2 separate regions of the Homo sapiens genome follow, and region 2 is linked to region 1. A link is a loop called in an ENCODE intact Hi-C map of the cell type or tissue named here. Cell type or tissue: GM12878. All regions are shown on one strand. Links, peaks and the distances in the headings refer to the core of each region. The heading gives the core; the rest is flanking DNA.

Region 1 (16,439 bases), core at 4,642-12,641:
AGCAATTTACTCTTAAAAAGGTGGCTGGAGCCAAAGGCATAATCAAGGTTAATGCTCCTTTTTCTTTATCCCAAATCAGATAGCGTTTAGGCTCTTTTTCATCAAATATAAAAACCCAGCCCAGTTCATGGCTCGTTCGGCAGCAACCCTGAGATGCTTTACAGCCCTAGACCCTAAAAGGTCAAAAGGCCATCTTATTCTCAATATACATTTTATTACCCAATCTGCTCCCAACATTAAATAAAACTCCAAAAATTAAATTCCGGCCCTCAAATCCCACAACAGGATTTAATTAACCTTGCCTTCAAGGTGTACAATAATAGAAAAAAGTTTCAACTCCTTGCCTCCACTGTGAGACAAACCCCAGCCACATCTCCAGCACACAAGAACTTCCAAACGCCTGAACCGCAGCGGCCAGGCATTCCTCCAGAACCTCCTCCCCCAGGAGTTTGCTGCAAGTGCCAGAAATGTGGCCACCAGGCCAAGGAATGCCTGCAGCCCAAGATTCCTCCTAAGCCGTGTCCCATCTGTGCGGGACCCCACTGGCAATCGGACTGTCCAACTCACCTGGCAGCCACTCCCAGAGTCCCTGGAACTCTGGCCCAAGGCTCTCTGACTGCTTCCCAGATCTTCTTGGCTTAGCGGCTGAAGACTGACGCTGCCCGATCGCCTCGGAAGCCCCCTAGACCATCACGGACGCCAAGCTTCGGGTAACTCTCACAGTGGAAGGTAAGTCTGTCCCCTTCTTAATCAATACGGAGGCTACCCACTCCATATTACCTTCTTTTCAAGGGCCTGTTTCCCTTGCCCCCATAACTGTTGTGGGTATTGACGGCCAGGCTTCTAAACCTCTTAAAACTCCCCAACTCTGGTGCCAACTTAGACAATACTCTTTTAAGCACTCCTTTTTAGTTATCCCCACCTGCCCAGTTCCCTTATTAGGCTGAGACATTTTAACCAAATTATCTGCTTCCCTGACTATTCCTGGACCATAGCCGCATCTCATTGATGCCCTTCTTCCCAATCCAAAGCCTCTTTTGCGTCCTCCTCTTGTATTCCCCCATCTTAACCCACAAGTATAAGATACCTCTACTCCCTCCTTGGCGACCGATCATGCACCCCTTACCATCTCATTAAAACCTAATCACCCTTACCTGGCTCAATGCCAATATCCCATCCCACAGCATGCTTTGAAAGGATTAAAGCCTGTTAACACTTGCCTTCACTTAGACTGACCCTGACACCCATTAGGCTCAGCAAATTACCTGGGCTATACTGCCGCAAGGCTTCACAGACAGCCCCCATTACTTCAGTCAAGCCCAAATTTCATCCTCATCTGTTAGTCATACTCCTATTCACCGTTCTCAACTACTCATACATGCCCTGCTCTTGTTTACACTGCTGGTTTACACTGTTTCTCCAAGCCATCGCAGCTGATATCTCCTGGTGCTATCCCCAAACTGCCACTCTAAACTCTTGAAGTAAATAAATAATCTTTGCTGGCAGGACTATGCTGAATCTCCTTAGGCACTCTCTAATTAGATGTCCTAGGTCCTCCCAATTCTTAGTCCTTTTATACCTGTTTTTCTCCTTCTCTTATTCCATTTAGTTTGTCACTTCATCCAAGACCGTATCCAGGCCAACCAATCATTCTATATGACAGATGTTTCTTCTAACATCCCCACAATATCACCCCTTACCACAAGACCTCCCTTCAGCTTAATCTCTCCCACTCTAGGTTCCCACGCCGCCCCAATCCCGCTTGAAGCAGCCCTGAGAAACATCGCCCATTCTCTGTCCATATCACCCGCCAGAAATTTTTGCCGCCCCAACACTTCACTATTTTGTTTTATTTTTCTTATTAATATAAGAAGGCAGGAATGTCAGGCCTCTGAGCCCAAGCCAAGCCATTGCATCCCCTGTGACTTGCACGTATACGCCCAGATGGCCTGAAGTAACTGAAGAATCACAAAAGAAGTGAACATGCCCTGCCCCACCTTAACTGATGACATTCCACCACAAAAGAAGTGTAAATGGCCAGTCCTTGCCTTAAGTGATGACATTACCTTGTGAAAGTCCTTTTCCTGGCTCATCCTGGCTCGAAAAGCACCCCCACTGAGCACCTTGCGAACCCCCACTCCTGCCCACCAGAGAACAAACCCCCTTTGAGTGTAATTTTCCTTTACCTACCCAAATCCTATAAAACGGCCCCACCCTTATCTCCCTTCCCTGACTCTTTTCGGACTCAGCCCGCCTGCACCCAGGTGAAATAAAGAGCCATGTTGCTCAAAAAAAAAAAAAAAAAAAAAAAACAATTAGTGATTCAGGAGGGACTCATAAATTATGATGGGCATTGGCAATAGTTGTACATGGAGGCTGGAAAATATTTCTCAATATTAATCAATTTATTTTACTCTTAAATCTTAATTTATGTTGGTCTAGACATATGCTGGAAGTGTGATACATTTTTTTTTACATTGTTATCCATATGAACCTTGTAAGATAGAATTGCATGTAATTTTACTTTTATAAACATTTTTAATGCTTAATACGTTTTTAATTAAAAGGTTAAGTATATGCTTTATTTAAATACTGTCAGTTTAAATTTGATATTAATTATACCACACATGTTGTCTTTTAATTTTGATAGATAACATTGTATAAAATATTTCATGTTTTTTGAAAATATAAAATATGTAATATTTTTAACATTTACTTTAGATTACATTTTTTGTGAAAACATTTTCAAAATTTCTAGACTTTGAATACAATTATATTTTGTTTTTAATCTTTTAGATCAGGGTTCAGCAAACCTTTCTGTAAAAGACCAGAGAGTAAATATTTCAGGTTTTGTAGACCATATAGTTCCTATCACAACTATTCAGCCTTGCTATTGTAGCATGAAAGTGCCATAACAAATGAGCATCATTGTGTTCTAGTAAAACTTTATTTACAAAAGTAGGTGGTAGGCCAGATGCAGTGGCTCACGCCTGTAATTCCAGCACTTTGGGAGGCCAAGGCGGGCAGATCACGAGGTCAGGAGATCGAGACCATCCTGGCTAAAACAGTGAAACCCCATCTCTACTAAAAATATAAAAAAATTAGCTGGGTGTGGTGGTGGGCGCCTGTAGTCCCAGCTACTTGGGAGGCTGAGGCAGGAGAATGGCGTGAACCTGGGAGGCGGAGCTTGCGGTTAGCCGAGATCAAGCCACTGCACGCCAGCCTGGGCGACAAAGCAAAACTCCATCTCAAAAAAAAAAAAAAAAAAAAAAAAAAAGAAGAAGCAGGAGGTGGTAGGACAGATTTGGTCCATAGGCTATAGTTTGCCAACTCCCACTTTAGATTATTTATAATGAGAGAACCTCCACTTCTAGTCATGAGGGACAACTAGATTTATCATCTCACTTTGAACAACTAGAATACTGAGTAAAATATACGAAAAATAGTTTTTAGACATTGGATAACAGACAGCGTAAGATAATGATCCTTGAGAGAAAGGAAAGAAATACAGTAAGCCCTACAATTGCTCCAGCTTAATGCTGGATAGAAAATTGGCAGGCTGCAGCACAAAGAGGAGGAAACTCCAACAGACCAGTGTTCTCAATGAGTTGATATGTCATAGTTTGGAGTTCAGGGAGGCAGAAAAATATTGGAGAAGATATTGCTGCACAGAGGGAAATTGGGGAAGAATGAATGAGAGCTACGAAGATCTGTAAAAATGTCTTCAGGAGTCTTTAGCTAATGTGTGGTTTGTGTATGTGCGTAAAGGAGTTACCCGATTAGGAAAAGAACACCCAGAAAGGAGCAGGCAGTACAGGCTGTCCCCAGTGCTAACACAGGGCTGGGGATATTTCATGTTTCCAGCAGCCAGAGGGCAAAAATCTCCAAATTCAGAGAGCATTAAGTAGAGTCCTCAAAAGACTATATTCTTGGTTACAAAGGCATTGCCCTAAATTATAAAGTCTGCTTCACTCATGCTAACAAAGCCAATGTCAGAGGAATCCAATTCCAAGTAACTCAACTATACCCTAAAACAAAGTTCAACTGTACGTAAAGGACTTAACAAATCCAACTCCCATTAAAGTAAAATTTACAATGCTCAGAATCCACTCAAAAGTTACCAAACATGCAAAAGACATAGGAAAATAGGACCCATAAAGAGTAGAAATATAATTGACAAGACCAGACTCAGAAATGACACAAATGATAGAATTATCAGAAAAGGAGATTAAACACCTACTATAAATGTACTCCATATGCTCAAGAATGTAGAGGAAAAGATGAATGTGATGAGGAAAGAAATGTAGATATGAAAAAGAAACAAATTCAACTTCTACAAATGAAAGTATAATATCTGAAGTGATAAATATACTGGATGGGATTAACTGTAGATAAGATACTACCAAAGGAAATACCAATAAGCTTGAAGGCAGACTTAGAAACTATTAGAAATAAGACAGAGGAAAAGACTAAAAAGTAAATGAGCAAAGCTTCAGGGAACTGTGTGATAATATTAAACAGTCAAACACATCTAGAGATGTAGTCCCAGAAGAGATTAGGAAGGAGGGAATGGTAATAGAAAAATGTTAAAAGAAATAAAGTCTGAAACTTTTTCAAATTTGATGAAAATGATAAAATCATGGATTCACAAAGCTCAAAAAAAACCTTGTAAAAGAGACAAGAAGAAAATCACACCAAAGCACATTATTATCAAATTTCTAGAAAATAGTGATAGTAAATCTTAAAAGCTGCCAGAGAAAAAGAAGAAACATTATGCACAGAGGAATAAAATTAAGAATGACCACAGTCTTCTCTTCAGAAATTATGCAAGCCAGAATAGAGTAGAGCAACATCTTTACAGTTCTTAAAGAAAAAATATATCAACTTAGAATTCTATACCCAGCAAAAATATATTTCAAAAAGAAGACACAATACTTTTTCAGACAGACAAAAGCCAAGAGAGTTTATTTCCAGGGGACGTGTAATATAAGAAATATTAGTGAAAGTAGTGTAAAGAATGAGAGAGAGGAAATATAAGGATACTGTTATAATATCCCTACACTGTACCTTAAGTGGATTGTAATATTATTTGAAGGTAAACTGTAATATGTTAAATAAAGATGTATATTTTTAATCCTAGAGAAACTGCTATGAAAACAAAAAGTAAAACAAAGTGGTATTACTAACAAGCCAATAATGGAGATAAAATGGGCAATAGAAAACAACAACAAAAATTCAATCCAAAAGAAGGAAGGAAAAGCTTAAAAGTGAGAAAAAGAACATATGGGCAGTTAGAAAACAAACAATAAAGTGGTAGATATAAACTGAGCCATACTGACAATTACATTAAATTTAATGACCTAAACACTCTAATAAAGCAAAGATTGTCAGACAGAATAAAATACAAGGTCCAACTATACGCTCTGTACAAGAAACTCACTTTAATATAATAACATGAATAAGTTAAATTAAAAGATGCAATAAAAGACATATTATGCTAACACTAATTAAAAAAACAGAAATGATTATCAGAGAAAGTTGATTTAGGAGTAAGGAATAATGCAAAGGATACAGAGGAACATTTTAAAATAAAGGGGTCAATTCATCAAGACGACATAATAATCCTAAATATGATGCACCTAATACTAAAGTTCTAAAATATATAAGGCAAAAACTGATAGAACTGAAATGGGAGATAGGCAAATCTAAAATTATACTAGGGATTTCAGCTCTTCTGTCTTGATAGTTGATAGAACAAATAGACCATCAGAAAGGATACAGAAAATTTCAAACACTTTCAATCAGCTTAACCTATTTGACATTTATAAAACAGTCCAACCAACAAAAGTAGAACATTATTATTTCAAGTTCACAAGGAACTGTCACCAAGATAAACCATATTCTAAGCCATAAAATAAGTCTCAATAAATTTAAACTACATTCTTTAACCACAACAGATTCAAATATGAAATCAGTAACAGAAAGGCATCTGGAAAATCCCTGATCATTTGGAAATTAAACAACATTTAGATCATTTTTGTCAATTGAATGAAAATGATGAGAAAGCCTTATAGATCAGAGCTCGTTGTTATTAGATGGAGTAACTTCTGATATTCTTAATTTATTTTTATATTGTTTTCCCGAAGCTCAGCATTAAATATTTAAAGATTTTTTGAGACTAGTCAAAATTCTACTTTCCAGATAGATTGAGCATAATGTTATGAAACAAGTGTTATTCCTTTCGTATATTATATATTATCATATGTCTTTTCTCTCTCTTTCTCTTTCTCTCTCTCTCTCTCTCTCTCTCTCTCTCTCAGATAGGGAGGGAAAAGACCCTCTGTGGAGCATGCTGACTGAGTTTATTTCAACTTATTAATACTAGACTAAGTGACCAAACATACAGCTGAGCTGGTATATAATGAGACCATACATGTTTACAGAGTGCCTGTTTTTGACATTTAGGGATTCACCCAGCTGCCTGCAGAGAAATGATTAAAGATAAGACTCAACATCTTGTATTACTTTGTGTAGAACATATTAATTTATTCCAAGTCAACACATATTTATTAAGCAACTACTATAGTTGTATAGACAGCAAAGAAATCAGTAATCAGTGTTTATTTCACACTCTGAAGAGACTTTTAATCATGTAAGTACATAGTCAAGTATAAGACAGAACAAGAAAGGTGTCTTAAATAAGGTAGGTACAAAGTGTTGTGGGGATCCAGAAGATTATGGCTCCTTGGGGGAGATCTGGGCCTTAAAGGACAAGTAGTCTTTAGTCCTTGCACAGAAAGGTTCTTGAGGTAAAGGAGGCAACAGTTGATGTTTCAGAGAAAGCATCATCAATAAACACACACACACACAAGTGCTAGCTGTATTAAGGGAATACTAAATCACTTACTTTATCTGGAGTTCAGATTCCTTCACACTATATTTAGAGCAACAGTGGGATAAGATTGGAAAGGTATATTGGGGGCTTATTCAAGAGGAACTTAGAATATGGAACTGGGTATTTGTAATTCAAAGGACATTGTTAATGTAGAGATGTTCACATTAGTTTACCAGAGCTATCACTATTCTAGGGAATATACGCTAACCAAATGCCCCCAATCTCTCTTCACATATAATTTTGTCATCTATAATGGATATATATCATTTAATTATATGGCTGTACCAACATATATGTAATCATTCACCTGTCGTTGAACCTATAGGTTGTTTCTAATATTCTGCTTTGCAATAATATTATAACACTCTTCTTTTGCTAATTTTTTTGCATTGCTTCTATAGGCTAGAATCTTAGATATTAAACTGATAGGATAAGATATAAAATAATTTAAGATTGCTGATATATGTTTTAAAATTAATTATTTGCTCAAGCATTTGTGACAATTTACAGTTCTAATTGAGGTTTTAAATTTAGTAGTTTGTAGGTATTTTAAGTTTTGCCCCTGAATTCTTTATAGGTGCTGATAAGCCTTTGGTAAGTTTTACTCCATGAAAGACTATTACTGAAAAAAACGTAATCTCAATAAAAGAACTTTAATAAGCTTGACTAAATATTTAGAAAGCACATTGTGTTCAGTGAAACTTTGTATATAATGAATAGAATAATAAAAGATTATGTTGGATGACTAGTCTGTAATTGCCTCAAGGAAAGCATACAATGAATAAGTTATTTTGGTACTTCCTCAAAATAGCCAACACAATAGGGAAATGGAGAAAATGTACTCTGAACACCATGAAAAGGGAACCTGAAAATCTAATGTGTAAACTTGGAGAAATGACATTAGAAAACGAAAGCAACAAAAGAGAACACTCTCCAAAATAATCTGAGATGCATGAAAGGCAAACATTCACTAGAGCTGGAATTTCCCTAAGTCTATGCAGGGATAAGTAGCATATTTGACCTTCACCATGATTATCAAGCACTTCTTTGGAACTGTGTTGGTGCTGCTGGCCTCTACCACTATCTTCTCTCTAGATTTGAAACTGATTATCTTCCAGCAAAGACAAGTGAATCAAGAAAGTTTAAAACTCTTGAATAAGTTGCAAACCTTGTCAATTCAGCAGTGTCTACCACACAGGAAAAACTTTCTGCTTCCTCAGAAGTCTTTGAGTCCTCAGCAGTACCAAAAAGGACACACTCTGGCCATTCTCCATGAGATGCTTCAGCAGATCTTCAGCCTCTTCAGGGCAAATATTTCTCTGGATGGTTGGGAGGAAAACCACACGGAGAAATTCCTCATTCAACTTCATCAACAGCTAGAATACCTAGAAGCACTCATGGGACTGGAAGCAGAGAAGCTAAGTGGTACTTTGGGTAGTGATAACCTTAGATTACAAGTTAAAATGTACTTCCGAAGGATCCATGATTACCTGGAAAACCAGGACTACAGCACCTGTGCCTGGGCCATTGTCCAAGTAGAAATCAGCCGATGTCTGTTCTTTGTGTTCAGTCTCACAGAAAAACTGAGCAAACAAGGAAGACCCTTGAACGACATGAAGCAAGAGCTTACTACAGAGTTTAGAAGCCCGAGGTAGGTGGAGGGACTAGAGGACTTCTCCAGACATGATTCTTCATAGAGTGGTAATACAATTTATAGTACAATCACATTGCTTTGATTTTGTGTATATATATATTTATCTGTGTTTTAAGATTGTGCATATTGACCACAATTGTTTTTATTTTGTAATGTGGCTTTATATATTCTATCCATTTTAAATTGTTTGTATGTCAAAATAAATTCATTAATATGGTTGATTCTTCAAATGGGTGTATTTTCATACAGGCTGGCTGGGTAGATACAATAAAATATGCCACTAATGTAAAAATACTTTCCTTAACATAGAACTCCATTGCAATGATTTGCTTATTTGCCAGAAATTGCTAGAGACAATGAGAAATATTGGGAATAATTTGCATTTTAAGATTTGAAAATATTATTACACAGTGAATATTTACATTACAGGAGACACAATAGAAATATGGTGAAAGGACATGAACAGTTTGCAGAGAAAAAAAACTACATTAAAAGAGGTTCAATCTCACTCATGATAATAGAAATACAAATTAAATAGCATGCATGCCATTTATAGTACAACCACTATGGAGGCAATTAGGTGATATCTATTACAGATGCATGTAGCCTTTCATCTATAAATTCTAGGCCTGGAAATGTGTCCTATAAAAATACTTGCCCACAGCTGGGCGTGGTGGCTCAGGCCTGTAATCCTAGCACTTTGGGAGGCTGAGGAGGGTGGATCACAAGGTCAGGAGTTCGAGACCAGCCTGGCCAATATGGTGAAACCCTGTCTCTACTAAAAATACAAAAATTAGCCGGGCATGGTGGCGGGCACCTGTAGTCCCAGCTACTCGGAAGGCTGAGGCAAGAGAATCACCTGAACCTGGGAGGTGGAGGTTGCAGTGAGCCGAGATCATGCCACTGCACTCCAGCCTGGGCAACAGAGTGAGACTCTATCTCAAAACAAAACAAAACAACAACAACCACAACAACAAAAACTTGCCCACGTGTGAAATAACTTACAAACAATATTATTCTCTGCAGCACTATTAGTAATACCAAAAGTCAAGAAACCATCTCGATTTTCCTAATTAGAGACAGTTGAGGCATATTCATATAAAGGAACACTATTCAGCTGGAGAAACAAATGAGACGGTATTTCTTTTTAAAAAGTTGAAAATAGGCAAGATACAGAGCAGTGTACATAAAATGCTACATTTGGGGTGAAAATGTTAAATAAAACTTACGTTTGTCCTTACTGTGTATAAATAAAGAATAAGAAATAAATTACAATGATTACCTGTATTTAGGAGAAGAAGGAAGACTGAAGAAGGAGATTAGGGTGGGAGAGATTTTATAGCTCCTCTAAAAATTTTTATATTAAATTGTGTGAATATTACATATTAAGATAATAATTTAAAATGTATCTAACGAGTCACAGTTATCAGAAATATGCATGAGGGAGTCTGGCTGGTGAAGGTCAAAAGGAACAGGAGACTGAATTAGCCTGCCCCTGGTTGGGATGTCTGCTTGGAGGAGGGCTGGAGAGAAGCACACCCGTGCCAAGGGAGAGGGTTCCTGCTCCTGGGAGATGCCAGTGATGGAGGGATTCCAGCTCTTCTAGCCAGGAACTCTCAGAAGTCACCACGGAACAACGTGGGGGCAGAGAAACTAAAGTTGAGGCTTGGTGGCTATCCCACTTTCGTCCACTGTAAGGGAGCAGAGCCACAGCCCAAAACTCTGATGCTAGTTCTACTACCATGTGTCATGTTCTACGTCAGATGCATTGCATAATTGGAGGTAAAAGTTAGTAGTAAATGTAAAAACTTAGGAACGAAGCATACTCCAGTTCAGTTTAATTAATGCAAATGAGTAATGGCTGCTACTTTAGACTTGGTTTGAAAGGGAAGAGTAGGAACCGAATAGGATCCTGAAAGTGAGACAGTCACCTGCAATAGTGAAGAAGGGTAAGGAAGCAGAGGCTGTCAATCAGAAGCAAGTCTTTGCTGACTTCACATTGCAGCCAGGGGTTGATCTGTTTACCTTCAAATTCACACAAAGGTAGTGAAGTGGAGGAAGGAGAAATACCACAAGGAACTGCAAATATAAGTTACTTTTCTTCTCATGGTCTAGAAAATTTTTTGTTGTTCTTTAAACCAGGAAGTTTTTGGAACCAAATCCTTCATTTAACACATTATCCAATTTTCAAATTGACCTTACCAAGTGCCTTCTGTAATTATTTTTTTCTCAAGTGAGAACAAGACTGTAAAGGTGAAATAACATGCTCAAAGTAATGTAGCAAGCCACAGAGCTTGCAGATACCAGAGCAAAGATCTTATCCCAAGTCAGCCTGACTCAAAAGCCTGCACTGTGTTGTTGACAACTCAAACCTGAATAGCATTGTGAAATATCACTGCAAAATAATAATAACAATAATAATAATTTTCTCCTAGCTTTCTTTATTCAAGTTTACAATGGTCTCTGAAGTCTTGAATTAAAGAAAAGATATTTTCCTTTCTCTTGACATTGCTTCCTTAAGAACTGAGAACAGAATGGAGGAACTGTCAAATGGAAACGTTTAGAAAATAATACTCATATTTAGAAGTTTAAACTAATACTTTATATACTAATGTTTTCCCAAACATTTAGGTTTATTAAGTTGATATCCTGTTGTATAACCACCTCAATGCCTAGCACAAAATAAAAAATTGTTACTTCTAAATATGTGTGCCCTTTTAAAACTCCAAAACCAGAGTTCTAAACTTGGGAATATTGGGAAGGAGAGACGTATTAAAAGATTGGACTCCTGGCTTAGTAGCACATGGAAAGGCTTGGAGTATGGGTAGGTTCATTTGTATTTGCAGGCTGAGTTATATTTTTGTTACATCTATATGTATTGAGCTAAACAAATCATTAAATCCAAAAGCAGGTTACAAAATAATAACAGCATCATCATATTTTCTACAAATAAAACATTCATGAAAAGTATATGAAAAGAAATGCATGAAAATGTTCATAGTACTACTGTCTTTGGGATAGAATTTACATTCACTTAAACTTTTTGGATTAAATATTTCTCCCATGAATAAGGATTCCTTTTAGAACCAGGAAAAAAAAATTATTATATTTTTGAAATTTAAAAAAAGAACAGGCTGGGTGCAGTAGCTCATGCCTGTAATCCCAGCACTTCGGGAGGCCAAGGCAGGCAGATTGCTTGAGCCCAGGAGTGTGAGATCAGCCTAAGCAACATGGTGAGATCCCATCTCTACTTTAAAAATTAAAAACAACTCTTGTAAAGGGCACCTGCTGTAAGTTAAGTCCCACCTCTAACATGAATCAGAATCACCTGGAGGATTTGTTAAAACCCTGATTGCATGGTCCCATCCCACTGTTTCTGATTCAATAGGTCTGTGGTATGGCCTGAGTAATTCCATTTCTAACAGTTCTCACATGATGCTGTTGCTGCTGGTCTTGTGACTACACGTAGTAAGCCGTACCCCTACTTCTTGATAGCCTTGGTAAGTTTTTAAGAGATGAAGGCATAGTTTTTTTAAGGCTACTGATCTCATATTTCTTATGACATCTGGAGAAAAGTTAGCACCCTAGATAGGAGTTAGTTGATGAAGATATATTTTTTTTCTATCACTGCCTTTTCACAGCAGCAAATCAGACATTTTCCTTATTAAAGAAGCTGTATGTAGCAACTGTCATATCCTAGGTGCACCCCATGACAATATCTGCCTTTTAAGGAAAATGGACTAAAGCAAGTTTTGTTTTGTTTTGTTTTCTCTAAGGTTTCTGGTCCTCATACCGTGTGGTTGAGTGAAATCAAAACTTCCACGATAGCAATGCTGATTGGACAAAGAATGTGTTGTGGACACAAAACCAAACTCTGGAGGACAGAGGATTCATTCCAAGGTGAAAAATGGCAAACTTATCCAGTGATCTCCTCTATAGAGAAGTATAAATGTTTGGTAAATAGAGTTGGGGGCCATTTGTGGAATTGCCTTTGGCTAAAGTCATTTAGCCCAAGTTTTCTACTCCTCCCTAGGGTCTGCTTGTATTCAATGACTGGTCTACGTGGGGGTGTGAAGTCCCCTTACTCCACCTGTGAAGAGTCTTCCCAGTTTCAGACCACCCTCCCAGCCTCCTGTTATTGGCTAAGGCCATTTTGTGACTACACTGCAGGTTAGCTTTCCCCTTTGCCTAATCGTCCTGCCTTTTCTTCTCACAAATGTGATTCCATAGCTCTCTCCAATAAACTTGCATAAGAATCCTCATCTCAGAATTTGTTGTCTGAGCTTCAATTTAGGGCCACAGAAAACCTAAGCTCATAAGCTGTTTCTTTTGCTAGCTACATATTCTTTCCCTTATATGTGTTAATAACATTTCTGTTATTCATGATTCACTTAAAATTTTTCCCTTCACGGAGAGCCTTTATAGTCTGATTTGTCTGAACCTATTTGCTACTTGCCCATAGCACAAATCTTACCATGTCACTGACCTCATTGTACTGTAATGGGTTACTTCTCTTTCTTCCAACTAGAGTATTACCTACTTTGTAGTAAGGACATGGCTTCTTAACTCTTTAGCACATTATTCAACATTTAACAGGGACACTCTAAATATTGAATGAATGCAGACTTTTTAAAATATAGCATTAAAGGAAAGAAGGGAGATACCAGTACCATATTGTCATGGCCAATTAGACATATGAGGAGACTGTCTAGAAATGAAGCCTTTCTTGTTTGTGTGGTGTGCTAAGAAGTTAAGTTCTGATGTTTGTTTTTGAGACTCTCCATTATTCCTGGATGGACCATTTAGATATGCTACTTCTTAGAGTGAAAAATGAAGTATTTATCTTTTTCCAGTGAAATGGTGGGTTTTACACTTATATAGCAAGGGCACAATAAAATAAGAACATAATGTGTAGGGCAGAAGTCCAGATGGGAGCCTCTCTTCTAACTAATGGTTCTGATCATCTTAGACAATGCTTTCCTGAACTTTTTTTTTTTTTTTTTTTTTTTTTTTTTTGAGACGGAGTTTCACTCTTGTTGCCCAGGCTGGAGTGCAATGGCATGATCATGGCTTACTGCAACCTCCGCCTCCTGGGTTCAAGCGAATTTCCTGCGTCAGCCTCCAGTGTAGCTGGGATTACAGGTGCCTGTCACCACTCCCAGCTAATTTTTGTATTTTTAGTAGAGACAGGGTTTCACCATGTTAGCCAGGATGGTCGTGAACTCCTGACCTCAGGTGATCCACACACCTTAGCCTCCCAAAGTGCTGAGATTACAGGTGTGAGCCACCGTGCCGGGCCGACCCCACTCTTATGATGTGTCTTTCCTCCCAGTCAGCCGGGGTTGATGGTTGGTTATATCTTCAACTGCCAGGTAATACAGAAACCATTAGCACCATCTTGAGCAGTTCTAAAAGGATCTGTTTTTTGCTCAGCTTTTTAAAAAAACTTAAATTATGAAAATATTAGAACAGTACATGCCAATGGCATAAATGGCTCAATTTTACAATTTTATAAAATATAACACTCTTCCCATTATTCTAGTCAAAAGGCCACTCATTTGTTGTCCAAAATAGGTGGCCACTAGCTATTAATAAAGATTTGGTGGCAATTTTCTTCATTTCTTTGGATTTTATACATGAAGCATTATGAGTAGGCAGAAGATAGCCAGCATGTAGTAAGTGTTTAGAGGTAAGTAGCTAGGGTTACGTAGTAAGTATGCAGGAAGGGACCATAACACAATAACAGTCCTATGAATTTTGCCTTCAATGCAAAAAGAATCCAGTTTCTTAGAGGTGTGAAAAGCTGTTCAGTCAATTTAGGTAGAGATGTTTATCTCTTGGAAAGGATGAAGTGAGGTTTAAATAGAACAAAGGACAGGATTCCGTTGACTAATAAATCATGTAACTTTAGTCTACATAAGAGAGGTAAGCATACATTGTTTTAGTGAAATTTATTCCAAGTTATGTTTCAATATAAGCCTTACACAAAATAAAATATAGATCCTTGGAGAAAATTTAATTACTCTAAGTAATTAACTCTAAGATGAACAATGCAGTTACCAATCTGTATGAAAACATTTGGGATCAAAGTGAATTTATTTTGAAAGCACTGAGAATTGAATTCTTAGCTGGTGTATTATTCAGTGTATCAGATCTTTTTAAAAAAGTAATAGTTCCTAATCCACTCTCATTACTTTAGACGGAGGAATGAGTATCCGAGAAAGAGGCTAGATGAAATTGGAAAGAAATAAGCATATTTCCAGACTCAATGGTGGGATTTGAGGAGACATACTTTGAAGGACCCATTTGTGCCTAGTAGAGGGGGAAAAGAAAGATAATACACTCTGTGGATGGGATAGAGATCAGGAGCAGAAATAACTAAAATAATAAAAATGTACCTGAAATGCCTCTGGCTAAGTGGGTTCTTATTATGGGTTCAAATTAGAGAGGCAAAGAGAGGATTCTGTACATTTCAGCATTTATGTTGCAGCAGTCTGCAGGAATTGTAATTGAAGACACAAGATTAAGAGTCTCATCAAGAAGGGATTTTAGAGACTTCACTAGTAGGTTCATGCTGTAATTTCTAGCACAAAGTTTCCTTGGAGCACTTGGGACTGTCTGAGGGGTTGAACATAAACAAAATAAAACAAAACCAAACAAACAAAAAACACGTACGGTGTGGTGGGGAGGGAGGGAAGGTGGGTTACTGGGCAGTGGGAGCCATAGGGCTTAGGGTTTCAGGGCATGTATGTTGGGGAGGGTGGGAGAAGGTGGCTGAAAAAACAAAACACAACATGTGATGTTGAACACACACACACACACACACACAGAGTAGAGTGCAAAGTTTGAGATAAAAGATTTTTTTTCCCTAAATCATCTCTTTTAGATTGCCATGTACTGTCTTCTGCTACTAATAATGCCTGACATATTAAAAATCAAACAAAAAAAATAAAAAACACTAAATGACCTTCTCGTGCTCAACACTCAGGTAAATAGCTATGAAGGTTGAGCCAAGGGGTAACCTTAGTGTTACACCCATGGCTTTGTCAAAGTTGGCCTTCTACTGCTAAGCAGAGTTATTGTGACTGGACCAGGTGTGGATATAACTCTTTTCTTCCTTAGAATGGGTTCCTTTTTAGGATAAACAACAAACCCACTCTAAGACCATGATGCAAGTCCAGACAGGTCTAAGTCCAAGGACAGCACAGTTTAGGCTCAAGCTAAGGATGTTCAGTACGTGGGAAAAAATGTAAAATATAATCCATTATATAAATATGTCTAGACAATTCATATGATGTCATCAGATCCTGGATATACAGCCAATGAGCTGTGAAACCTATATCCAATAAAATCATGTTTTTGAAGAAATAGATATACCCCTACTGGAGTATTAAATCTGCTCCAGTCCCACTTGCTCCCTTGACTGGGCTCAAGGTTACAATCTGGACAAGAATGAGATCTTCAAGTGCCTGTATGAGAATCTTGCCTCTGTCATGACTAGAAGACAGGAAAGAATCCAGATTTCCTTAGGGGCTGATGGAAGATAGCTACCTGCCGACAAAAGATCATGCTACTGTGTCCCCTGCGAATAGCACCAGCAGATATTCAAGCCTTTTGTGACACAGAGATCTCATGCTAGTTGAGATGAAACCTGGATGGAGAAATTTCTTACTGGGCCTCACCAGTAGATGGACACCTAGAGGAATTAGAGATAGGAAACAAAAAGAAGCCTCCCTCCTGAGAAGTGAGCATGTTATTCTGCTTCTCTATGCCTCAGGTCATTCAGCTCTTGAGTATAATAAAAACAGCCCAAATCATTGGATGGTTACGAGGATGAATTGAATTATAAACACTTCAGAACAATGCCTGGCATGCTCAATAAGTAGAAAA
Region 2 (16,439 bases), core at 3,521-11,520, 230 kb before region 1:
GAAAAAAAAAATGGCCTAATACAGAAAATTGGTACTAAGGAGTAGAACATTGCTATAAAGATACCCGAAAGTGTGGAAGTGACTTTGGAACTGGGTAATGGGTAGAGGCTGGAATAGTTTGGAGGGCTCAGAAGAAGACAGGAAGATGAGAGAAAGTTTGCAACTTCTTAGAGACTGGTTAAATGGTTGTGATCAAAATGCTGATAATGATATGGACAGTGAAGGCCAGGCTGACCAGGTCTCAGATGGAAATGAGAAACTTATTGGGAACTGGTGCAAAGGTCATGCATGTTATGCCTTAGGAAAGAGCTTGTCTGGCTTGTGTCCATGCCCTAGGGATACGTGGAAGTTTTAATTTGAGAGTGATGACCTAGGGTATCTGGCAGGAGAAATTTCTAAGCGATAAAGTGTTCAAGAAGTGACACGGCTGTTTCTAACAATCTATTCCTATGTGCAGGAGAAAAGAAATGACCTCAAGTTGAAACTTACATTTTAAAGGGAAACAGCATAAAAGTTTGAAAAATTTTCAGCCTAAACATGTTACAGAGAAAAAAACATTTTCTTTTGGGAGAGGAATTCAAGCAGGCTGTGGAGGAACCACTTGCTAGAGAGATTTGCATAACTGAAAATAAGGCAAGTGCTGATAGATAAGATAATGAGAAAAATATCTCAAAGGCATTTCAGAGATCTAAGAAACAGTTCATTGCATCACAGGCCCAGAGGCTTAAGAGGGAAGAATGGCTTCATGGGCCAATCCCAGGGCCCCACTGCCCTGCACAGTGTTGGGACACTGCTCCCTGCATTTCTGCTGTTCCTGTTCCAGTCATGGTTCAAAGGGGCTCAGATACAGCTCAAGCTGCTGTTTCAGAAAGTGCAAGCTATAATTCTTGGCAGCTTCCACGTGGTGTTAAGCCTACAACTGTGCAGAATGCAAGAGTTGAGGCTTGGGAGCCTCCACCTAGATTTCAGAAAATGTATGGAAAAGCCACGGTGTCTAGGCCGAAGCCTGCTGCAGGGATGGAACCCGTATGGAGAAACTCTGTTAAGGCAGTGCAGTGGGGAAAGGTGAGGTTAGAGCCCCTTCCCAGAGTCCGCACTAGGGCACAGCCTAGCAGAGCTGTGAGAAGAGGGCCACTGTCCTCCAAACCCCAGAATAGTAGATCCACCAAGAGCTTGCACTCTGTGCCTGGAAAAGTTCCAGGCACTTAACACAAGCCCATGAGAGCAGTTGTGGGGACTGAATCATGTAATGCTACAGAGGCAGAGCTGCCCAATGCTTTGAGAGCCCACCCCTTGCAGAAGTGTGCCCTGGATGTGGAACATGAAGTAAAAGGAGATTATTTTGGAGTTTAAGATTTAATGACTTCCCTTCTGGGTTTCAGACTTGCTAGGGCCTATAGCCCCTTTCTTTTGGCCAATGTCTTCCTTTTGGAGTTGGAATGTTTACCCAATGCTCGTACCCCCACTGTATCTTGGAAGTAATTAACTTGTTTTATATTTTACAGGCTCACAGGTGGAAAGGAATTGCCTTGTCTCAGATCAGACTTCAGACTTTGGGCTTTTGAGTAAATGCTGGAATGAGTTAAGACTTTGGGGGATTATTGGGGAGGCATGATTGTATTTTGAAATGTGAGAAGGACATGAGGTTTGGGAGGTATCAGGGGCAGAATGATATAGTTTGGATGCATGTCCCCACCAAAATCTCTATTGAAATATAATCCCCAATGTTGGAGATGAAGCCTGGTAGGAGATGATTGAATCAAGGGGGTGGAGTTCTGGTGAATGGTTTAGTACGATCCCTTTGATACTGTCCTCACGTTAAAACAACCAGGTCTCACATGAGTGAATTTTCATGAGACCTGATTGTTTAAAAATATGTGGTACTTCCCCCTCACTTTCTTGCTCATGTTTTGGCCATGTGAAGTGCCTACTCCACCTTTGCCTTTCTTCATGATCGTAGGTTTCCTGAGGCCTCCCAGAAGCAAGCAGATGCCATCATGCTTCCTGTGGAACCTGCAGAACTGTGAACCAATTAAACTGCCTTTCTTTATAAATTATCCAGTCTCAAGGTTTTTAGTTAGATTTTTGGAGATGGAGTCTCGTTCTGTCACCCAGGCTGGAGTGCAATGGCATGATCTTGGCTCACTGCAACCTCTACTTCCTGGGTTCAAGCGATTCTCATGCCTCAGCTTCCCTAGTAGCTGGGATTACAGGCATGCACCACCACACCCGGCTAATTTTTGTATTTTTAGCAGAGATAGGGTTTTGCCATGTTGCCCAGGCTAGGCTTGAACTCCTGGCCTCAAATGATCCACCCACTTTGGCCTCCCAAAGTGCTGGGATTATAGGCATGAGCCACCAAGTCTGGCTCAACTATTTCTTTATATCAATGATAGAACAGACTAACAAAGCAGATTACATTTTTTTTTATTATTATACTTTAAGTTTTAGGGTACATGTGCACAATGTGCAGGTTAGTTACATATGTATACATGTGACATGCTGGTGCGCCGCACCCACTAACTCGTCATCTAGCATTAGGTATCTCTCCCAATGCTATCCCTCCCCCCTCCCCCCTTTGCTTCTCTTACTTCTAATAGTTTGTTTTGTAACCAATAGATTGAAACTGCCACAATTAATAACAATACATGAATACCAGCTGCCATTATGGGCTGTGTCATTTCTGGCAAGAGAGCTTTAATTTTACCTTTTTCTTCCTACTTATGGAAACATAGCAGAGTGCAACTGAATAAAAGTAAGGTTACTCTGATTTATTAAAAATATGTAAATTTTTATTGTTAGTGATCTAACCTAATTAAAGCTTAGCCTCTCAGTGGTTCTTTCTCTGCAAAGAATCACATTCAGAGAAACATCAGTCTGGGATTCAAAATGATTGGGAAGCAATTTATTCTTTAGTTCATTTATCTTGAAATGCTAAAAAGACCCTGCATTCATAATGCACAGGAAATATCATTAAAATAAATCCTTGTTCCTCATCTCTATTTTAGTTTTTCCAAAATATCCCCAGATGCCTCCAACTATCTCTCTTTTCATATTTCCCTCAACAACTCTCACAAGCCCACTCTAATTAAATTTTTATCCCTCTCCCTTCTGCTTTCTGGCTTAGCTCTTTAGACTGTAGATCAGTTTTGCTTGTCTTCCTTCTAGTAATTTTTAAGTCTCCTCTTTACCTGCATTCTGTAAAACAAACGGGCAGGGATTCAAAGTACTGATTCAGGAAGCAAGAAGCCTTTCTCTTTAGAAGTAGGGGCAGAGGGGGAGAGAGGAAACAGTTTTACAAATCTTATAGCTTAATATTTTTCACTCTTGTCATATTAACGATTTGTCATGTACCTTGCAAGTGATCTTGACACATTGCTTGAGAACTTATGCTATACTCCTCCACCATGTAAATCTTCTACAACTCTAAGGCAGTATGAGAAAACCTGATGTAAGTAGTTTTATATTTCCAGCCAGGTAGTTTCCAATACTCTTAAGGGGAGTCAGTAGTTTCCTAATCTACCAACTTGCTCCCCACCCTAAAAAATCTGATGACAGTTTTGAAATTGTGCCTAATTTTAGTTTACTTTGAGCTAAAGATATGCCCTACAAACGTTTTATTTTGTTAAAAAGGGTTATGACTCAATTTTTAAAGTAAATTTTTAGTCAGTCAGCAGAAAGTGTGATCCTTTTAGTTTAGGGGAGGCATTCTATGCCACTGTAACATTAGCAGCACTTGGTCCCTAGATTGGGATAGTAGTATTAATTTTGAAGCTAGCAATTATCCTTTTAATAAGTGGGATTGTTAGTCATATGTTACTGGTAATTTAGCTCAATTATAAAAATGATGCATAGTTTAACATACGAATACATAAGCCAGAAGTTATTATTCAAAGATGTCAGAATTTCATAGAATTAATCAATCTATATAGCATTCAGTTTAATCAGAGATCATGTACCTCAATTTGAAAATTATAAAGATTATCTAACAGATTCAAGAGAGATTAACCAAAAATTTTTGACTATTTTAAAACCTCAATTCAGTCTAAACACTATTCTAGTTTGAGCTTTTGTTATGAAAGTATGTTGGCCACGAAATTTGTTTTACAGACTTCTTATACAAAGCCTATTTTTAAATGCTTGGGGCCAAGTGAATTGAGCACATTTCCAATAATTCTGGGGCTACAGATCCTCTGACATTCTGACTGCTCAATCTAGATTAAAAACTATTGCTTAACAATTATACTTTTCCAAAATAATTTCAATTTTGGAATCATAGGTAAGGTTTGTACAAGTATTTGGATTCTAAAATAGATTTTCATTCATTCAAGCAAGGAAAACACCATGTAAACTTTTTATTTGGAACTCTGATTAGATTCAAATTTTGGAATCATCATTTTTGAAAAGTACAATTGTGTGTTGACAGTTATTGTGTCTACATTCAGAGGAGAATCTCTTGGTTACATTGGCAGTTTTGATCTGGTTTTAATCAAGATTTCCTGGATGTAATTCCCATAAGAAGAGATGAATGTGTACATTCATTTGACTTAGTAGCTGAGTCTTCTAAGAGACATTCACAGGGAGATGAGTGTGAAACAAGAGCACTCTTGCAGACAAAGGCAGCCATGCAGAACCTTCCCCAGGCTATTGTGACAGTGCGCCTTTGAGTCAGACTTTTAACCCTCCCACGTCAGGTTTGTCTCTCCTGCTTCTGTTAGGAGAGCAGTCATAATCCCCACCACAGGAAGGAGATTATCATAAAGCAAACCCTGTTGAAGCATACATGGAGCTACTGGAAAACATTTTTAAGCAGAGGAAATGGCAAAAATTGAGGTCCCAAGTGCTTGTGATGTGTGTGTATGTGTCAAGTTGGCTAGGTCACACAGCACCCAGGTATTTTATCAAACATTATTCTAGATTTTTCTGTAATGGTTTTTTAGATGATATTTACATTTAAATTAGTAGAATTTGAGTAAAGCAAATTACCGTTCATTATGTGGGTGAAACTCATTCAATCAGGTTAGGGCCTTAGTAGAAAAAGACTGAACTCCTCAGAATAAAAGGGAACTCTGCCAGCAGCCTGCCTTTGCACTCAAACTGCAACTCTTCCCTGGATCTCCAGCCTGTTGGTCTACCCTTGCAGATTTTGGATTTACCAAGCCTCCACAACTGTGTGAGCCAATTCCTTAAAGTAAGTCTTTCTTCTTATATGTATGAAGATATGTGTACTAACAGGATGTGGTACAGATCCTGTTGGTTCAGACACACACATGCCTACACACACATGAACACACACACATAGATATCCCCCCCCCACACACGCAAGCACACACATCCTGTTGGTTCTGCTTCTCTGGAGAACTCTGAGTAATACAATGCCTAATGGGCTGTGATGAGCAAGTGAAAGGGTAAAAAAATCTAAGTTACAATAATGAAAGAAACATACACTTAATATATCACAGCAAAATAAACAGATAAGCCAGAATAGAGGTTCTCAAGCCTGACTGCTGCCCAGGGGAGCATTAAAAATATCCTGAGGCATACGCCCTACCCCCACCACTAAGATTCTAACTTATTAGATCTGGGTGGGACCCAGGCATCAGAATATTTAAAGAGCTCCTCAGCTCCCCAAGTAATGCTAATCTGTAGCCTCATGCTATCAATCTTGCAGTAGAAGAATGGCCATACCTTAAGGCTGTTCATAAAGGAATGCTCCTCCGGCCTACGAAGAAATATCTGTAAAAAAAAGTAACTAATTGAAGGAACTTAAAATGAGAAAAATACAGATTATTTTGTATTTTTGTAAGGCAAACTCAATGCTCCATGAGAATACCATTAATTTATTCATTTACTCATTTAAAGTTATTTATTAAGTAGATATGTGCTTAAACTCTAGGCTAGAGTCTGAATGACAAGAAATTCAGTAAAACTGGGTATCTGGCTTTTAGGGGCTCAAAGTTTATTGGTGTAGACAGATACTTAAACAACTACAATAGAATAAATGAAATTCTTCTTTTAAGCAAACATTTATTGAACACTTAGGTGCTAGAGCCATATATGTATGATTTAAAAAAAATCCCCACAATAACTCTCTAAAGTAAATATTATCCCACAGTTAGTAGAAGGTAGACTTAAGATCTACCCAGGCAATCCAGCTCTGGAATCTGTGCTCTTAATCAATGCATAGTATATAATTATGTATAGTATAATCTAGGATTATATAATCCCAAAATTATGAAATTCTTAAGAAAGTTCAGCAGAAGAAGCCATTAGTGTACTTCACAAAGAACACACGATTAACTTTTAGAATGGTAACCTTATTCATTCCTATGATCTTAGGACACTAAGCAAGTTATTTGGGAAATCACAAAAAGTGCTGTGATACTTTGAGCATTGCTGTGCTAAACTGCAAAAAAAATTCTGGGAAACTCTGATTTTGTTGTGTAAGGGTCGTTTTCTGAGCATAGTATGAAATCTTATGGATTATATAATAGTAAAGTAGAAAAACATTTTGGAAAGGACTTCATCTAAATTTCTCATTTTGATATGAGGAGACTGATGCCTAAAGTGGTTAAGTGCAATCATTAAGACTACTCAACAAGTTAGCCGCAGAGCCAAAACAAGAACTCAAGGCTCAGTCTTGGTTTTAAAACTCATGTTCACATAGTGTACCCTCTAGTGGCCACTTTGTGCATGACGACTTAACCTCCCTTATCAAAGTTGAGTGTATCAAGGGTAGGAGTTGACCCACTGGTTCAATCCGACTCTGATTTTTGAAAATTTGGAATTGAGACCAATTGAGAGAAGGCTTTTTTTTTTTTCTTGTTGGTAGAAGGCTGTATTTGTAAAGCATAAGCTCTGAAGCCACAGGCTCCGTATTTTCCACACAAGGAAAGAAGATTTAGAGTGATACTAACTGCAATAGAAGATAAATCTTCAAATCTTAATAGCTTAACGGAATAGGTAGAACTTAACAGATAGCACTTTACTTCTCAGTAACATCAAGTCCATGGTGGAGGAGGGAGGTGTTGATGATAGGGCAGGGGGCATGCAGTTATTCAGGGACCAAGCTCCTTTTATCCTGTGGCTCCTAACCTCCTCCAAGGCTTTAGTTTTCATCATTCTGCCGGTAGATTAGGAGAGATAGAAAGTACAGAATTTCATGGGAGCTTATAGGTCAGAATTTGAAGTGGAAGCCAGAAGTGAGCTACGTGGTTACATCTAATGGCCCATGTGGTCTAGTTACATCCCCAGAAGAAAAAAAAGGAATTTGCTGAACAACCAGCCAATGCCTGCCACGTGGAAGAAACCAGTTGATAGACAGCAAGAGGAATGAACAGATGGACTGAGAGGAAGAGAGGTAAAATGGTGAGAAAATCTCGATGGCTTTCTAGGCTCTGGTGTCAGCCCCTTCCTGAGGCCCCACTGCATCCCTGCAGCTGGATTCTGTAAGACATTTAGGACATTCTGTATCCTTCTAATTCCCCTATTCTGCTTAAACTAGCTGATGCTGGTTTCTGTAGTTTACAACGAAGACAGTCCTAAGAAATACTCACATTCAGGAAGATTGTAACAGCTTGGAAGATACATATGTCTTCAAAATCACCCACAGTGTCTATAGAAATGTACTGTGAGTTTCATTTACTTGTATCTACTTCCGTAATGACATTGGCAGCCTGGAGATTAGTATTTACAATTGTGCTAAACCCCTTCATACAGATGCTGCAGCTTAAGTCAGCATAAAAAAAAGCAAACCAAGACAGTATGAGCAAGCTGCGCCAGAAAGAGTTGGTTATTAAATCACACACATTGATTTATAGCTTCAGTTTGCCTTTACCTAAATGTCTAGTTATTTAACAGCTGTTATGAATCAGCCAGATAGAGGATTAAGAAGGACTGGGGGTTAGGGGAGAAGTCGATGAAAAAATGCTTTAATCTTATGCTACAATAGAGGAACAAGTTGAGTCAGGTATCATGCAGTAATTTGGGTTCTCTGATGCTTCTTAAAGGGGAGTATTGTTCAGCTGGAACGTGAAACAGTGTAACATAGACCAGTAGGCTATGTACATGTTAACCACATCTGTGAGTGAGGTAAGTAATACTGGGTCCCAGGTAGGAAGCAATGTATCAATAAATATTGGAAGTAGCTGGCTCTGTCAAAATGTTCCCACTCTCATTGGCTGTAAATAGATAATTGACTTCAGAAGTTTGTTTGGGAACATTAAAATTTAACAAGAAGTAATATAAGTTAAGACATAGGTGACCAAATAGAAATCAAGGCAGAATTCGGTTAGGGTGGTTCCTTAGCTGATTATGTTTAATCTCCACACCAAAGTCTTGGATAATAATCAGGAAGGATTTACCAAGTGGAAGTATCTCTTTGTAAAAATTTCTTTTACACGAGAATTCATAAAGGCAAAAAAGGACTTGCTGAGAATATCTGAACCTCCATCTATTCTCAGATGAGGTCAGGGTAATGTTTACTCTTTGTATGCGTTCTGCACACTAAGAAGAGCATAAGCTGGCTGCTGAGGTGACACTCCACTCCTCGCCTCTAAAGATGATGCTAGGGCCAGATGCGGTGGCTCACATCTGTAATCTCAGCACTTTGGGATGCCAAGGTGGGTAGATCAGCTGAGGTCAGGAGTTCGAGACTAGCCTGGCCAACATGGTGAAACCCCATCTCTACGAAAAATACAAAAATTAATTGGGTGTGGTGGTGTGCCCCAAAATCCCAGCTACTTGGGAGGCTGAGGCAGGAGAATCACTTGAACCCAGGAGGCGGAGGTTGCAGTTAGTGGAGATCGTGCCACTGCATTCCAGCCTGGGCAACAGAGTGAGACTGTCTCAAAAAAAAAAAAAAAAAGAAAAAAAGAAAAAAAAAAAAGAAGCTAGGATGATGCCACTCCTTGCCTCTGGGGAAAAGATGCTATGCTGGTCCAGCAAGGATCCTCTTTGTGTCCTGACTTGCTTTCTCCTTACTTTATTTGGTCCGTGCTCAGACATTTTTCTTGCTGAAATCTTGGCTAAAATATTAAACTTGCACAAAGTATAACATCTTCATTGTTCCTTACTTGACACCTCCAAAAATTTTGCTTCCTTTTGAAATGTTTTACAAATTCCCACCTAGCGCTCTTACCTGAACTTTCTGTGCTGTAAACTATGTTGTCTTTGGAGGCCGCCTTTTCTCTGTAGACCAGTACCCTCCTGTGCATATTGTGAAGGAGGAGACTTTTAAAGACCACTCCTCTCCTTCAACACACACACTGGCTTTGTGTTGTATTTGAAAGCCAACACATGGCTGCTTTCTTGTACAGACTCATATACCTTGCCTTAAAGTTAAAAACCTCCTCGCCATGTCTAGCCCCTCTCAACAACAGAAGCCTGTGGTTGCCATTTAATTATTTTATGCCGAACATTGAGCAGGACTCAGTTTTAGAAAAGCTGATTTAAAAGAGAAATACCACCTCCACCACAGACATTATCACCACCACCTATATCCACTATACTTTGTAAGTCTCTTTACAACTACCTCAAAAAGCTATTTGCTAAAATGTTCCTGTACGGATTCTCCCAATGAAAACAAGACCTGAGAAGTTAGTAATTGTGTGGTTTGTCCAGAAGCACACAGCTTCTGGTGGGCAGCTCTTCTCATGCTGAGATCCACTGCTCTTCCTTCCAGCTAAACATATTCCTCCACATCTAGACACAGAAGGAGAGGAGCAATTCCAGTCTAAGGGGCACCTTGAGGTCCTAAGTCTGTGATTGAAAAAGTACATAGTAGCAAAAATTATATGAACTACAGCTGTACCTGTAACTAGTTCGCTCTCTAGGCATAGGGCCTTTGTACAGGCTATTCTAGCAAGACGCAAATATCTGAGCACAGAGTAAGGCAAAAGCTAGTCAGGACACAGGCTTTTGTATAGGAATGCTTTTCTACTCCTTTCCATTCCACCTGGTTAACTCTTTCTTCAAATTTCAGCATATTCAATTCCTTTTTTGACCTCCTGACTTGTCCGACAGGGCAATTATATCCTTTCATAGCTCCATGTAACTCTCCTCTGTAGCACTATGATTCTTGTAATTATTTGTGATATTCTTTTTGATTACTGTGTATCTCTCTCAATAGACTGTCTGCCCCATGAGGGTAGGGACTCTGATTTTACTCACTGGAACCCCCCATTATAGCACTGTGCTAGGGATAAAGTAGGAGCTCAGTAAGTATTTGTTAAATAAATGCATAAATAATGCTTTTGACATGTAACACAAGGCTATCACTAAGTTACAGATTCAGAAAGCAAAAATATCATAGAGAGAAGCATTCATCAAATCATACCTGCTAAAGATTTTCGCAGTGTGAATAAAAAGGAAAAGAGTGCAAACAAAAGATATTTCTCACTTGGTTGTTATTTAGGCGAAATGTTATCCCAGGTAAAGGAAGGGCAGAAGTTGGGGTGAGCTGAGGATGACTTTCCAAGGCAACCCCAGCAGCAGGCAGTCCTGCTGAAGCCAACCGGATACACAGGCTTCACTGAGTCTCCAGCATCTACGAAGCCTATTATAAAGCTTGTGTTAGGCACCAAGAGGTCTCTTAACTTCCAAAAGAATCTGTATTTTTGTTAGAGATAGCCGGCCATTTTATTTTATTTTATTTTTTTACTTTTTATTTTTTCTCTTTTTTTTTATTTAATGAATTCTTTTTTTTATTATTATACTTTAAGTTTTAGGGTACATGTACACAATGTACAGGTTTGTTACATATGTATACATGTGCCATGCTGGTGCGCTGCACCCACTAACTCGTCATCTAGCATTAGGTATATCTCCCAATGCTATCCTTCCCCCCTCCCCCCACCCCACAAAAGTCCCCAGAGTGTGATGTTCCCCTTCCTGTGTCCATGTGTTCTCATTGTTCAATTCCCACCTATGAGTGAGAACATGCGGTGTTTGTTTTTTTGTCCTTGCGATAGTTTACTGAGAATGATGATTTCCAATTTCATCCATGTCCCTACAAAGGACATGAACTCATCATTTTTTATGGCTGCATAGTATTCCATGGTGTATATGTGCCACATTTTCTTAATCCAGTCTATCATTGTTGGACATTTGGGTTGGTTCCAAGTCTTTGCTATTGTGAATAATGCCGCAATAAACATACGTGTGCATGTGTCTTTACAGCAGCATGATTTATAGTCCTTTGGGTATATACCCAGTAATGGGATGGCTGGGTCAAATGGTATTTCTAGTTCTAGATCCCTGAGGAATCGCCACACTGACTTCCACAATGGTTGAACTAGTTTACAGTCCCACCAACAGTGTAAAAGTGTTCCTATTTCTCCACATCCTCTCCAGCACCTGTTGTTTCCTGACATTTTTTAATGATTGCCATTCTACCTGGTGTGAGATGGTATCTCATTGTGGTTTTGATTTGCATTTCTCTGATGGAGCTGGCCATTTTATACTATTTGTGCCCCTAAAAAGTGATTTGGAAATTGGATTTCAAAGACAGTTAAACTAAATTCTAAATACACTAGGGAAGTGCTTCTTGACTTGGGATTCATGGAGCAAACTTCATACTCCAGGAGTTCATAAGACTATACTCAAAATGTGGTTTATGTGCAAATATAAGTGTTATTTTCTGGAAAGAAAATTTCAGAGCTTTTAATTAGATCGCAAAGGGATTTATAATTTCAAAAAGGTTAAGAATCATTAGTAGGAGAACATATTGGAAATGCTATAGCAGATTCCTCTGTAAAGCAAAGACTAATTTATCTATATTACATATAATTGTTTATTGTTAGTCTATTGTTTTAGACAAAGCCATTAGACTCATTTCTATCTAGAGTAATATGGGCATATTCATGGCTCCGTGGAACTTGCATATGCAGGGAAATGAAATTAATCAAGTATTATTCACAGGAAATTTTTAAAAATTACATTTATGCTTATAAGGAAATATTCATTATTGTTATTACTATTATTTCTTAGACCAAAACTGACTCAAAACTGAAAACTATAAGCTAACCACTAAGTTATGTTTTATATTGAATATTTTTATATCTAATACATGAAAGCAATTTTGACTGATTAAAAAAATCAAATTGAACAGTTATCTTGTGTGATGACCTTATAATATTTTTATGAGTATGAACTTAAGATCATTGAAAGAAGTGGAAAATTTTAATAAACTATTTTATCATTGTTTTTATCTGGAGCTAAAAATGTTGATTTATCCCAAATCAAAGATTTTTAACAGCGTTCCTGGGATAAGTGAGGAACATAGCCCATCTTCGTAGATTAGCAATGTTTATTACATGTTAAATAAAAATATTTTTATATTCAAACACATACCAATGTATTGATGAAAAAAATTTGCATTATTTTTTAATACAAGCCACAAGACCAAGCAATTTAAATATTGCAGTGGGTAATTTCTGTTTTATCCTCTTCACCCCAGAACACTGAAGACTCTTTGGATACAACATTGGTTGTTAGTAGCACTCTAAACATAATATTTTTTAAAAAGGTAAATCATTTGTCTCATGACCTAGAATGAAACTAGTACAATAATTACAAATAATTTTGTTTGTCTACATACAGAATTTTAGATTGGTGCTGTTTTACGAACAATACTGCACTTTTATGGTTATTTTGTGCAATTTTATAGTAATAGATATTTCTAGGTTCTCTGGTTTTCTTATACATGTTGATTTCTTGTTCTACAAACTACGTATTTGCAAAAATGGAGTAGAGATTTTAATTTGTAATCCACATTCTCATGAATTAATACCTATCCCCTTCTATTTTTCCCAAAGCTAATCAGAAAAGTTATTTTCTCTCTCTACAATACCTAACCTTTAGATACTTTTCTTTCATTCCACATGCAACCATTTAATCGATCAATAGCAATAAGAATGACAATGGCTATCGTTTGTAGAATATTTATTATATTCTAGGTACTGTGCTAAACTCTTCTGTATACGTGATTTTAAAAAATCCTCACACGTATCTTTTATGGTGGAAATACTTTTACTTCACAAATGAGGAGACTGAGGCAATAAACATGAGTAACTTTCCTGAAATAACACAGCTATGTCTAAGAAATTGGATCTAAAACTCAGCTATGATTCCAAACTCTTAACTATTACCTTGTAATCCTATCAATTTTTTAAATCTTTAATGTCTCACTTTTTTTTGTAGAAATCAGTCTGCATTGTGCTTTTACACATAATCTTCTTGTTATGACACCTGAGGAGCAAGAAGTGGAGAATTCTTAAGCAAGGAGGTGGTCTTTGTTCTGCATTTGGAAGGAGCTAAGCTTACTGCAGGTGTAATGAAGGCAAGTGGATGTCGGAAAGCGGTACAAACTTGTGTAAAAGTACGGAAGGAAAAGTGACAACTTGGTGTGCCTGGAGTGAAAGGTATGTGGTATGATATGCAGGAGATGAATGTGGTGCCAAGAAATTTAGAGGGCTAATCTATAACAGGGCTTGGTTGCCATGCTGAGGAATTTTGGAGTCTTAGTGATATGAGGGAGCCTTTGGAACCTACTAAGGGGGCAACTTGAGCAGGGTTTTTTTTTTTTGTTTGGTTGGTTTTTTTTTTTTTTTTTTTTAGGAAGATCATTCTGGCAGTGTTTCAGACAGTAAAGGGGACTGCCTGGTGTGTGGATGACAAGTTAGATGGTTTTTGCAAGAGCCACGGTGAGAAATGATCGGGAGCAATGAAATAAATGGCAGAGGGAATAGGACACTGGGGACAAAATTAGAGGGAAATCCTGAAGGGATCATTGGCATAACCTGGTAGCTAGTAGCCTCAGGAGTTTGAGGGAGAAGGAAGAATTGAGGATGTCCTGAATATTTGAATGAAAGTAATAACGTTTCCACAATCATTCTGTCATAAGTATGGACACAACTGTTGGCTTCCATTAAATTTAATGTGATTTCATTATTTGAAACCGATGGCCTCATTTAATTTAACATGCTATCATGCTAACATGTAAAAAAATTATGTATTCTGCAATTTTCAGTTATCATAAAGTCACAAAAAATTTCTGATGAAATTTTTCTGTCAAAAATAGCCAAATGAAGTATTTTAAAACAAATTTATTTGTTATAAAGTATAACAATATACCTAGAAGACATTATGATTGTGTAATAATATACCTAGAAGACAATTTACAGTAGAATCCAAATGGTGTTTATTGTGTGATCCACTGCGTAGTGGTTAAATGTGAGATCATTTGAGGGAAAAGATTGACTCTAGATTTTGGGGAATTTTTTATTGAAAGCAATTTATTAAAATAAGAAGTGATAACATTTGGATTCATTTAACATCCAACTGGACTGTAATCTAGTATACCATCCAGAATATGCCATGCTTTACTCAAGTTTCAGCTCTAGCTTGTACCAAAATTGAGACAAAAGGGTCAAATAGAAAGTGACCCAAATTCAACACAATTGTCAACTTATTAAATGAGTGAGCATGTATGAAACAAATTTGTCAAACAATGTTAATTCTTATCTAGAAGGACTGGAGAAAAGAAGAGAAATATGGGCCTGAAATGTGGCAGAAAGTAATAGTTCTCTGACTGCATCTGGCAAGTTTTTCTAAAAGCTGATACATTAAGAAAATGAAAAGTAAAGGCCAGACTGGGAAAAAACGTTTGAAATGCAAAGGATTTTTATCCAGAGCATATAAAACTGTTTTGAATGAATAATAAAAAGATAAAAACCCTAATTTTAAAAGAATAGGCAAAAGACTTGAATATTATAAAATAGAGGATGCATGCATGACCAATAAGCACATGAAAAGATAAATCCAAATGAAAGCCACAGTGATACCATTTCATACCAGCTAAAATGGTGAAAATTAAAGAGCCACCATGACAGTGAACAAAACAACATGGAGCAACTGGATCTTTCATACATTACTGCTGAAAGTGTAAAATGACACAGATGTTTTGGAAAAGTATTTGGCAGTTTCTTTTAAACCTTCATCTGCCCTATAGTCTAGCAGTTCCACTCCATGGTATTTACCCAAGAAAAACAAGTAAGTGTGCCCATAAAACAACATGCGCAAAAAAGTTTATACTAACTTATTCATAATGGCTGCAAACTGGAAACAATGCAGATAATGGATATACAAATAATGATATATTCATACAATAAAGTACTAGATAGCAATTAAAGAGAACAAATAAGAATGCAACAATATAGATGAATCTAAATTATCAAAATGAAACTAGACACAAAAGAGTACATACTGCATAGTGCCACTTATATGATTTCAAGAATAGGTAAAAATTAATTTATGGTGAGAAAAATCAGAAATATGATTGCTCAGAAGGAAGGGGGTTTCTTGGAGGAGGAAATTATAGAGATTTCTGTGGTGATAGAAATATTCTGTATCTTGTTTGGATAATATTCATATGGGTCTATATATTTATCAAAATTCATTTAATTATATTAATCTTTAGATTTCATTGTGTATAAATTTTGCCTCAATTAAAATATATGCATTGGGTAACTCAGATACATTTCGGATATAGATGACTGAATAAAGTACATAAAGTCACTTTTTTTTCCAAATGAGCAGCTCATCAATAACAAAGACAACAGCAGCAAGAACAAAAATGCTAATGTCCAGGCTTGATCTCAAATCAGTTAAATCGAAATTTCTCAAAGTGGGCCCTAGGCATTGGTATGTTCTTAAAAGTTATATAATCTATTTGAGAACAACTTAAACAGGCCAATAGCTAGGCAAATTAGTAGAAGAGCTACCTAATTTAATAAATTAAAATAATTGTTGTTATGGACTAAATGTTTGTATCCTCCCCAAATTTATATGTTGAAGCCCAGCTCCCAGTGTGATAGTATAGTATTTGGAGCTAGGGCCTATAAGGTAGTGATAAAAGTTAAATGAGGCTGCAAGCATGGGGCCATAATTCAGTAGAACTGGTGCCCTTGCAAGAAAAGGAAGAGACACCAGAGCTCTCTCTTTCTACCATGTGGGGATACAGTGAGAAGGCAGCCTCAGCAAGCCAGGAAGACAGCCCTTACCAGAAACTGAATCGGCCAGCACCATGATTTTGAACTTCTCGGTCTTCAGAACTGTGAGAAAATAAATTGCTGTTTAAGCCATCCAGTCTGTGGTATTTTCTTATGGCAACCTCAGCACAATAACATGATTGCCATGCTTGGAAATGAAAACTTGAGTTGTCAAAGTAGAAAATAAAATCAATGTTAACTGTGTTTGATTTTTTTTTTTTTTTTGCTTTTTAGAAGTTTATTTTAAAAGCAAGAAGTGGGCTAAGGGTGGGAGAAAATGAATTGCTTTATCCTCAGAGAGGCAGGTTCAGGAATGCCGAGGGGTGGAGAATAGAGACTTTTATATATACATACAAATTAAAATCTCTACCCCACTTTTACAAATACGTA

Evidence for each region. Hi-C counts contacts between places; a loop is a spot of excess contacts. Peaks named below come from ENCODE experiments on the same cell type or tissue, not always from the same donor. Only the 100,000 strongest peaks of a DNase experiment are listed, where the experiment ranks them.
Region 2: it touches region 1 in a loop (2.2-fold over the local background); 6 of 110 quality-filtered maps call a loop at or near these places.

Annotation. Positions count from the first base shown.
Region 1 is chr9:21,473,179-21,489,617 of GRCh38, reverse strand. It overlaps IFNE (interferon epsilon), which reads left to right and starts at 7,305. Exons shown (of 1, transcript NM_176891.5): 1 at 7,305-8,779. The coding sequence starts at 7,924. The coding sequence ends at 8,550. It overlaps MIR31HG (MIR31 host gene), which reads left to right. Exons shown (of 3, transcript NR_152879.1): 2 at 12,326-12,449. RefSeq lists an enhancer at 1,749-2,338. In GM12878, for the core only: no CTCF peak of the experiment used is centred there; a DNase peak (open chromatin) is centred at 7,820.
Region 2 is chr9:21,699,899-21,716,337 of GRCh38, reverse strand. It overlaps LOC107987026 (a long non-coding RNA gene), which reads left to right. Exons shown (of 3, transcript XR_001746563.3): 2 at 13,201-13,421. It also overlaps the pseudogene KHSRPP1. Among named protein-coding and RNA genes, the nearest start is that of MTAP, 95 kb to the left of the region's middle. In GM12878, for the core only: a CTCF peak has its summit at 6,678 (motif pointing left); DNase peaks (open chromatin) are centred at 4,634 and 6,687.